2 separate regions of the Homo sapiens genome follow, and region 2 is linked to region 1. A link is an interaction called in ENCODE POLR2A ChIA-PET data of the cell type or tissue named here. Cell type or tissue: A673. All regions are shown on one strand. Links, peaks and the distances in the headings refer to the core of each region. The heading gives the core; the rest is flanking DNA. Region 1 overlaps PXT1 (peroxisomal testis enriched protein 1). Region 2 has its middle 17 kb from the start of BNIP5.

Region 1 (5,384 bases), core at 234-5,233:
TTAAACCCAGGAGCCAGAAGTTGCAGAGAGCTGAGATGGCACCACTGCACTTCAGCCTGGGTGACAGAGCGAGACTCTGTCTCAAAAAACAAAAACAAAAAATATATATATATATATATATATATTTAATGTCCAATTTTATGGTCTTAATAGCAAGAAAAACACATGCTAAGTAAACTATTTATCTTAGTTTAATCCAAATATCTTACCTGGGTTCCTTGACATGGCTGGAACTGGCTGGGAGCTGACAAGTTGGGTCATGTATGCCTTCTGAAAACTGTATTTTAACCACAGTGATTTGCAACAATGTGTTACTTTGGGAGATGGATTGAGAACTTCTTTAGTTTCATAAACAATGCCATCATGTTTTTTCTTCATGTTTTTTCCCTGTTGAAAAACATATTTTCAGAGGCTTTCCCCCATTTCTCAGTAAATATTTGGTATTTTAGATAAATATTAATGTTTTAACAATATCAGCAGCATTTATTCCACATATAAGAGAGTTATGGATTGGGGTAGAAGGTGGACCAGAGTGATCCCTAAGGTCTTTTTCGATTTAGTTAAACATCTTTCTAGGCTGCCGCATCCTTATCACCTATTACACCGGCCTGCATCCTTATCTCCCATTAGTCTTTCTTCTCTCTCTCTCGCTTTTTTTTTTTTTTTTTTTTTTTTTTTTTTTTGAGACGAAGTTTTGCTCTTGTTGCCCAGGCTGGAGTGCCATGGCCCCATCTCGGCTCACCACAACCTCTGCCTTCTGGGTTCAAGCAATTATCCTGCCTCAGCCTCCTGAGTAGCTGGGATCACAGGCATGCGCCACCACGCCTGGCTAATTTTGTATTTTTAGTAGAAACAGGGTTTCACCATGTCGGCCAGGCTGGTCTCAAACTCCTGACCTCAGGTGATCCGCCTGCCTCAGCCTCCCAAAGTGTTGGGATTACAGGCGTGAGCCACAGCACCTGGCCTCTTCTCTTTTCAAGAGCCACATTCCATCAGGGGAAGTGTGTAAATTGGTACACTGAGAAAAAGAGAGACAAATGGGTATAGCCAAAATAAAGTAGATCAAAACCTAGAGAGGCGGAGAGGGGTGGAGATGGAATACAACACACTCTTTGTCCTATTTCCTCATGTGTGTGTGTGTTTCCTCCCCAAAACAATTCTCATAGTCCTCTTTGATCCTTCATACACACACATTCTGTCTCTGCAGACACTAATATGAAGATTACTCTTCCGCCCCCTTTCCCTTTTCCCCTCCAATATTGTAGAATCAATCCAAATGAGATGAAGAATTGCATTAGGACTTTTTTTTTCTTTTTTTTTTTTGAGACAGAGTCTTGCTCTGTCGCCCAGGCTGGAGTGCAGATCTCGGCTCACTGCAACCTCTGCCTCCTGGGTTCAAGCAATTCTCCTGCCTCACCCTCCCGAGTAGCTGGGACTACAGGTGCGTGCCACCATGCCCAGCTAATTTTTATATTTTTAGTAGAGACGGGGTTTCACCATATTGGCCAGGCTGGTCTTAAACTGCTGACCTCGTGATCTGCCCTCCTCAGCCTCCCAAAGTGCTGGGATTACAGGTGTGAGCCACCATGCCCGGCCGCATTATGACTTGTTGTCTTCCTGGGCATTTAATTCTTTTGACTTGAAGGGTGGCCACAGAGTTCAAAACTTTCTGTTCTACCTCCTAAATCTACCTTCTATTCTAACTTCTAAATCTAAGTTACTGGAAAGGGAAAGAATGGCTAAGACCACAATGAGCTGCTAAGATAATAGAGGTGGACTTCAGGAGCCTTACATCAGTGCTGTCTAATAAAAATAAGTGAACCACATATATGATTTTAAGTTTTCTAGTAGCTACATTTAATAAGTAAAAAGAAATGAGTAAAATTAATTTTAATGATATATTTTATTTAATCTAATATATCCCCAAATAAATCTAAATATTGTCATTTCAACATGTAATCAATATAAAAAATTATTAATGAAATATTTTACATTCTTATTAATTTAAGTCAAGTCTTCAAAATCTGGTATGCATTTTGCACTTACAGCACATCTCAATTCAGACTAGGCATATTTTGGGTGCTCAGTAGCCACATGCAGCCAGTGGCCACTGTACTGTACTTTACTGGACGGCCAGCCATACAAACCAAGGGGAGAAAGATTGTCAAATAGAATTGTGACTCATCGTTTTTCAAATGTACCATATTTTCCAGTGTAGACTGCTACCTCAATGTATTGCTTAAGTTTGTAATTCAGGCCAGACTGGGGGATAGGGAGCTGAGAAATGAGGTGTTGTGGGTTTCTGGGCATTTTTAGTGCCTTGGGCAGCCTGGCATTTTAACTGGACTCATTAGGCAAACTTCTGACCCTAATTTGATTTGTCAGGTAAGACATGCTGTTCAGCTCATGTGTCAGAGCCAGATCAGCCCTGGATGAACTGATAAAAGTACTAAAATTCCTGGCCGGGCGCGGTGGCTGACGCCTGTAATTCAGCACTTTGAGAGGCTGAGGCGGGCGGATCATGAGGTCAGAAGATCAAGACCATCCTGGCTAACACGGTGAAACCCTGTCTCTACTAAAAATTCAAAAAATTAGCCAGGCGTGATGGCACGCACCTGTAGTCCCAGCTACTCGGGAGGCTGAGGCAGGAGACTGGCTTGAACCCTAGAGGTGGAGGTTGCACTGAGCCGAGATCGCGACAGAGCGAGACTGAAAAAAAAGACAACTATTCCTAAATGAGCAAAGTTGATAATCAAGATGTAGCTACCAGGCGAGTTTCTTACCTGAAAGAGCTGGCCGGCTGACAGCTTTACCCATTAGCCCATTGTGAAACTGTCATTTTGTACTAGTCATTCATGTGACATTGCTAGACAACTGAGAATAAAATATCTAACCACAGCCTTTTAAATTAAACTATCAAGAATGTTGGATTTTATTTTTCCCAAGTAGGTTTTTATTATAATTTCCCCCAAACAATACTGCAGGATGTTAATAGGTATTCATTGAAAATAATTAATGCTAATTATATTTTTCATCTAAAACTTTTTTTTTTTTTGAGACGGAGTCTCTCGCTCTATCACCCAGGCTGTAGTGCAGTGGTGCCACCAAGCCCAGCTAATTTCTGTATTTTTAGTAGAGACGGGGTTTCACCAAGTTGTCCAGGCTGGTCTCGGACTCCCAACCTCAGGTGATCCATCCACCTCGGCCTCCCAAAGTATTGGGATTACACGCATGAGCCACCGCGCACAGCCTAAAACTTATTTTAAAATATATGTCAGGACCAGAAGTGGTGTGGCTTATGCCTGGAATCCCAGTACTTTGGGAGGCTGAAGTGGGCTGATCACTTGAGCTCAGGAGTTTGAGAACAGCCTGGGCAACATGGTGAAATCTGGTCTCTACAAAAAAATACACAAATTAGCCTAGTGGTTGCGCACACCTGTAATCCCAGCTACTCAGGAAGCTGAGGTGGGAGAATCACTTGAGTCCAGAAAATTGAGGCTGCAATGAGCCATGTTTACACCACTGCATTCCAGCCTGGGGTACAAAGTGAGAGTGAGACCCTGTCTCAAAAAAAAAAAAAAATTGCATAATTACCCTTAAGAAATGTTGGCCCTACCTGAAAATATTATATAACCAGGAAATCTCAGAATTCATGAAAGCATGAGAATATATCTGCAGATGCTTCAGCAACCATTTAGTTGATGTATGTTGTCTATTTAATAATTACTGGTTTATGTTAGGTATCTTGTCATTATTATTATTATTTTCTTTTTCTTCACTTTTCTTTTTTCTTTTTTTCTTTTCTTTTTTTTTTTTTTGAGATGGAGTTTCACTCCTTTTACCCAGGCTGGAGTGCAATGGTGCAATCTCGGTTCACTGCAACCTCCGCCTCCCAGGTTCAAGCGATTCTTCTGCCTCAGCCTCCTGTGTAGCTGGGATTACAGGTGCACACCACCATGCCTGGCTAATTTTTTATTTTTAGTAGAGATAGGGTTTCACCGTGTTGGCCATGCTGGTCTCGAACTCCTGACCTCAAGTGATCCACCCACCTCGGCCTCCCAAAGGGCTGGGATTACAGGCGTGAGCCACCATGCTGGGCTAAGTCTTATTATTTTGATATATATTTACGAAAGTTTTTACTTAATAAAATAATTTATTTCTTTGTGGGTTGTTCTGATATAAAGCTTAAAATACATTAGAAGTAAAGCTTTTGGCCAGGCACAGTGGCTCGCGCCTGTAATCCCAGCACTTTGGGAGGCCCAGATAGGTGGATAGGTGGATCACTTGAGATCAGGAGCTCGAGAGTAGCCTGGCCAACATGGCAAAACCTTGTCTCTACTAAAAGTACAAAACTTGGCCAGGCGTAGTGGCGCATGACTGTAGTCCCAGCTACTTGGGAGGCTGAGGCAGGAAAATTGCCTGAACCCGGGAAGCAGAGGTTGCAGTGGGGTGAGATCGCACCAGTGTACTACAGCTTGGGTGACAGAGCGACACTCCATCTCAAAAAAAAAAAAAGTAAATCTCTTATCATTTCTTCTGTCCATTAATTATTAATTCATCTATGGGTTCACATTTTGCTGTCTATGTGTTGTAGGTTAAATAACAGCTTCACAAAATGTCCACATCCTAATTCCCAGAACCTGTGAATATGTTACCCTACCAGGCAGAATGGACTCTGTAGATGTAATTATATTAAAGCTCTTGAGATGAAGAGATTATCCTGGATTAGCTAGGCCCAACCTAATCATATAATCCTTAGAGAGGGAGGCAAGAGGGCCAGATTCACAGAAAGAAATGTGACAATGGAAGCAGAGGTCAGAATGACATGAGAAGAATCTATCTATAACCCAAGGAATGCAGGCAGCCTCTAGAAGCCGAAAAAGATAAGGAGATGGATTCTCTCCTAGAGCCTCCAGATGGAATGCAACCCTGCCAACTCATTTTAGACTTCTGACCCCTAGAACTGTAAGATAAATTTGTATTGTATTAAGCCACTAAGTTTGTGGTCATTTGTTACAGCAACAGTAGAAAACTTATATACTACGTTAATCTGAGTGCATAATATTGTTAGTAAATTGTCGTTTTATTTAATTTTTTTTTAATTTTTTGAGACAACGTCTCGCTCTGTCACCCAGGCTGGAGTGCAGTGGCCCAAGCTGGAGTGCAGTGCCGCGATCTTGGCTCACTGCAACTTCCACCTCCCAGGCTCAAGCAATTCTCCTGCCTCAGCCTCCTGAGTGGCTGGGATTACAGGAGCTCACCACCACGCCCAGCTAATTTTTGTATTTCTTACTAGAGATAGGGTTTCACCATGTTGGCCAGGCTGGTATCAAACTCCTGACCTCAAGTGATACACCCCCCTCGGCCTCCCAAAGTGCTGGGAT
Region 2 (5,384 bases), core at 258-5,257, 74 kb before region 1:
CCACTGAGATGCCGGGCCTAGCAGGCCAGCTGCTGTTGTTCATTTGAACGCAGATTCACCAGCTCAGCCGAGGACAGCCTGGGCTGATCTGGGCTCACACTTACTATCTGATGTGAGACTGCAGAGGAGCTCCCAGCTCCTTTCTGAGAGTGAGGGGAAAAGTTGCGATAACAAAACGTGATGGTAATAACTTATCTCATTTTTCTCCTGGCAGAAAACTTGAATACCAGAGCATCCAGTTCTAACCCACAGACCTGGCAGCCTAGTGGGAGAATGAGTGTCTGTACTTTTTCTGCCTCCAGTCACCCTCCCTGAACTCCTGCTGACCACCCACCATGCCTGGAGAGGGTCTTCCATATCCCTCTAGCCCAAGCTAGAACCTGAAATCTATTTGTATTTATTTAAACTGGGCCTATTCTTTCCACCTTCAGTCCAAGGTCAAAGTTGTCTTCCAGAGACTTCTTTCCTTCTTTTTTCCAGAGAAAAAAATGATAAAACTACCTATAATTTATCAAGACGCTACCGAGAAGTTAACCCTCATAAGAACTTCACAAAGTAGGAGTTATTCTCATTTTACAATTGAGAGGTTCAGAGAGATTGAGTCCATTTTCCAACATTCCACAGCTCATGAGACGTGGAAGCAGGATTCAGACCCACAACCTTCAGGTTCAAAGCCTGGGTTCTTAATCCTCATGCTACATCCCACTTTGCCAGGCCTAGGAAAGTGCCCCTGATTTGCTGCCCTCTTTGGGGAAGCTGCTACTCTATGCAGAGCCTCTGTTTGCTCATAATTTTTTTTTTAATAATAACTACTGGGATCTCATTCACATGCCACAAAGTTCACTCTCTTTTTTTCACTCTGTCACCCAGGCTGAAGTGCAGTGGCACGATCTTGGCTCCCTGAAACCTCCGCCTCCTGTGTTCAAGCAATTCTGTGCCTCAGCCTCCTGATGTAGCTGGCATTACAGGCACGTGCCACCACACCCAGCTAATTTTTGTGATTTTAAGAGAGACGGGGTTTTGCCATGTTGGTCAGGCTGATCTCGAACTCCTGGACTCTAGCAATCCACCTGCCTCGGCCTCCCAAAGTGCTGGGATTACAGGCATGAGCTACCAGGCCTGGCTAAAATTCACTCTTTAAAATGTACAGTTCTGTGGGGTTTAGTATATTCACAGAGATGTGCATTAATCACCATGACTGCCCACTTCCGGAGCATTTTCATACCCCTGGAAAGAAATCCCATACCCATTACCAGTCCCTTCCCAGGCCCTCTCACCCCCAACCCCAGTCAACCATTAATCTCCCACCTGGCTGGGTGGATTTGCCTCTCTGGACATTTCATATAAATGGAATCATACAATCATATGTTATGACTTGCTCCTTACATTCAACACTATTTCTTCAAGGTTCACCCGTGTTACAGCATGTATTAGAACTTTATTCCTTTTTCATGACTGCATAATGTTCCATTGTGTGGATAGATCACATTTTGTTTATCCATTCAGCAGTTAATGGACATTTGGGTTGTTTTTCGTTTTGGCAACTACAAATAATGCTACCGTGAACATTTGTGTACAAGTTTTTGTGTGGACATATGTTTTTAATTCTCTCGGGTATATACTTAGAAGCAGGATTGCTGGGTCATACGGTAACTCTATTTTAGCTTTTTGAGAAATTGTTAAGCTGTTTTCCACAGCAGCTGCATCATTTTATGTTCTCACCAGTAACGTATGAGGGTTCTAACTTCTCCACATCCTCTCCGACACTTGTTAATGTCCATCTTTTTTTTAATTATAGCTCTGCTGTTGCCAGAAAAAGAGTCCCAATCCAGACTCCAAGAGAGGATTGTTGGATCTCGCACAGGAAGGGATTCAAGGTAAGTTACAAAGTGCAGAGAGAGGATAGTTTATTGAAAGCTACTCAGTCACAGAATAGGGCATCCTCAGAAAGCAAGAGGAGGAACACGCCATCTCTGTCTTAAACTTTTCTCATATAGGAGTCTCATCTATGTAAAAGCTAAGATAAATTATGTCTGCGTGGGTGGGCTGACAGCATAAAATTTAGTATTCTGTTGATTTAAAGAAAGTATCTTTGGCATTTTAGTACATAAGTACATCAAAGCATGACTATAGTCATCTTAAAAGCATATCTTGTTAAGGATAGTGGGACATCTGGACTTTTTGTTATTGTAGGAGTGTGTTCTTGCAGGTATTTTTAAGGTGTTTCCTCAACTGTAAACATCTTAGGACCATGAGTCATGACTGGCAAGGAACGTGCCTTGATAGTTTTAAGATGGAGTTGATTTTAAAATGATGTCACCATGGCTCTCCTATGCTTCTGTTTCCCTAACAATCCTAGTGAGCGAGAAGTAGTATCTCATGGTAGTTTGTTCTTCATTTCCCTAATGATTAATGATTGTTGTGGTTTGGCTGTGTCACCCCCAACCCCCACCAATTCTCATCTTGAATTGTAGCTCCCACAATTCCCACATGTTGTGGGAGGGACCCAGTGGGAGGTAATTGAATCATGGTAATTGAATCAGTCTCTCCCGTGCTGTTCTCATGATTGTGAATAAGTCTCATGAGACCCCATAAAATTTTATAAAGAGGAGTTTCCCTGCACAAGCTCTCTCCCCCCTGCCACGATGTAGGATGTGACTTGCTCCTCCTTGTCTTCTGCCATGATTGTGAGGCCTCCCCAGCCATGTGGAACTGTGAGTCAATTAAACCTCTTTTCTTTATAAATTACCAGTCTCGGGTATGTCTTCATCAGCAGTGTGAAAACGGACTAATACAATGATGTTAGCATTTCTTCATGTGCTTATTTGTTATTTGTGTATCTTCTTAGGAAAAATCTCTATTCATGTCCTTTGCCCAATTTGGGGTTTTTTGTCTTTTTATTATTGAGTTGTAGGAATTCTTTATCAATCCTGGATACAATTCTTTTATCAGATATATGATTTGGAGATATTTTCTCCCATCCTATGGGTTTTTTTTTTTTTTTTTACTTTCTTGATGGTGTCCTATGAAGCACAAAGGCTTTTAATTTTGATGGAGTTCAATTTATCTATTTTTTTATTACTTATTCTTTTGGTGTTATATTTAAGACACAATGGCCTAATCCAAGGTCATGAAGATTTACTCCTATGTTTTATTCTAGGAGTTTTACAGTTTTAGCTCTTACGTTTATGTCTTTGACATATTTTGAGTTAATTTTTGGAGATGGTGTAAGGTAAGGGGACAACTTTATTCTTTTGCATGTGGACACCCATTGTCCCAACACTATTTGTTGAAAAAACTGTTCTTAATCTATATCCTTATGCCATTACCAATCTTTGTTGAGTACTATAGCTTTGTAGCAAGTTTCAAAATCAGGAAGTGTGGGTCCTCCAACTTTGTTTTTCTTTCCAAGACTGTTTTGGCTATTTGGGGTCACTGGAAACTCCATATGAATATGAAGATCAGCTGAAGTCCATTTCTGCAATAAAAAAAAAAAGCAGTTGGAATTTTGATAGGGATTGCATTGAATATGTAGACCAATTTAGGGAGTATTGCCATCTTAACAATCCAGGAACATGTTATATCTGTCCATTTATTTAGATTTGCTTTAATTTCTTTCAACAATGCTTTGTAGTTTTCAGAGTATATGTCTTGTGCTTTAAGTTTATTTGTGTTTTATTCTTTTGATGGTATTGGAAATAGAATTATTTTGAATTTCATTTTCAGGTTGTTCATTGTCATAGATAGAAATACAATTGACTTTTGTAGGTTAGTCTTGTATTCTGCAAACTTACTGAACTCATTAATTAGTTCTCATAGTTTTTTTATTCCTTAGGATTTTTATACACAGTATCATGTTATCTATGAACAGAGATAGTTTTACTTCTTCCTTTCCAACCTAGATGCTTTTTATTTCTTTTTCTTGCCTCACTGCTCTGACTAGAACCCTGCAATATTAGGAGAAAAGCATCTAGTCGTTCACCATTAAGTAGGATGGTAGCTGTGGGGTTTTCACAGATGGTCTTGATCAGCTTGAGGAAGTTCTCTTCTAGTCTTGGTTTGTTGAATATTTTTATGATAAGACACTTGGATTTTGTCAAATGCTTTTTCCCTATCTATTGAGATGATTATGTGGGTTTTGTCTTTCATTTTATTAGTGTGGTATATAACACTGATGTTCATAGACTTTTTTTTTTTTTTGAGACAGAGTCTCACTCTGTCATCCAGGCTGGAGTGCAGTGGCATGATCTTACTCCAACCTCCAACTCTCCGCCTCACTCCAACCTCTGCCTCTCGGGTTCAAGTGATTCTCCTGCCTCAGCCTCCCAAGTATCTGGGATTACAGGCATGCGCCATTGCGCCTGGCTAACTTTTGTATTTTTTGGTAGAGACAGGGTTTCACCATGTTGGCCAGGCTGGTCTCGAACTCCTGGCCTCAACTTATCTGCCCACCTTGGCTTCCCAAAGTGCTGGGATTACAGGTGTGAGCCACCGCACCCAGCCCATAAGCTCTTAAAGTATGGATTTGAGAGAAAACTAGAATCATATCTAAATATCAGGCCTTTAATCCCTGTAGGAGGAGATGGTACACATGGCATTGTCGATTGATCCTGGGAATATTTGACACCACTCAGTTTAATATCCTGAGCTCCAAGGCAGTCATTCCCTCTGATTCATCCCAGAACAAAGGACGTCTTAAAAACCTCTCATTACAGGAACTCTCCTCCTACGACAGAGATAAGTGGTAGGCCTGGCAGTGAACTTAAAGAGTATCAAACAATCCCTTGACTAAAAATTGTACCTCCTTAAGAAATAGACCTTTCATAATTGTGCAAGACAGAAACCACAACTCAAACCAACATAAGTGAAAAGGAGATGTATTCGAAAGCTATTGGGATTGTCAAAGAATTGAAGCAATTACAGCTATCAAAATTTCACATGTGGCTGGGCACAGTGGCTCACGCCTGTAATCCCTTCTCTTTGGGAAGCCAAGGCAGGTGGATTGCATTGAGCTCAGGAGTTTTGAGACCAGCCTAGGCAACACAGTGAAACAATGATGAGCAATGATGGCACCATTGCACTCCAGCCTGGGTAAAAGAGTGAGACCCTGTCTCAAAAAAAAAAAAAAAACAAAAAAAAACACAAACAAACACACGTATCCCAAACATATATACAACTATTATATATCAATTTTTTAAAAAGAATTGAAGAAAGATCTGCAGGGATCATGACAGCTCCGAGAGCCCCAAGATTAGAAGTGGAGACCAGACCCTCCAGGGACTTCACCTCACCTTTCTGCCCCTCTGGTGTCCCCTCATGGCAGAAGACACAGCTGCCACTAGCTTGGGGTAACTTCCCAGCCAGACACAGAAAGAGAAATCCCA

Evidence for each region. ChIA-PET counts read pairs that join two places held together with the same protein. Peaks named below come from ENCODE experiments on the same cell type or tissue, not always from the same donor. Only the 100,000 strongest peaks of a DNase experiment are listed, where the experiment ranks them.
Region 2: POLR2A ChIA-PET joins it to region 1 with 6 read pairs; 4 of 35 experiments call an interaction of 5 or more read pairs at or near these places.

What each region holds. Positions count from the first base shown.
Region 1 is chr6:36,425,705-36,431,088 of GRCh38, forward strand. PXT1 (peroxisomal testis enriched protein 1) reads right to left here. Exons shown (of 5, transcript NM_152990.4): 3 at 210-387. The coding sequence starts at 378. Among named protein-coding and RNA genes, the nearest start is that of PXT1, 14 kb to the right of the region's middle. In A673, for the core only: a CTCF peak has its summit at 3,398; no DNase peak of the experiment used is centred there.
Region 2 is chr6:36,351,210-36,356,593 of GRCh38, forward strand. It overlaps a transcript of ETV7 not described here. Among named protein-coding and RNA genes, the nearest start is that of BNIP5, 17 kb to the left of the region's middle. In A673, for the core only: no CTCF peak of the experiment used is centred there; a DNase peak (open chromatin) is centred at 2,502.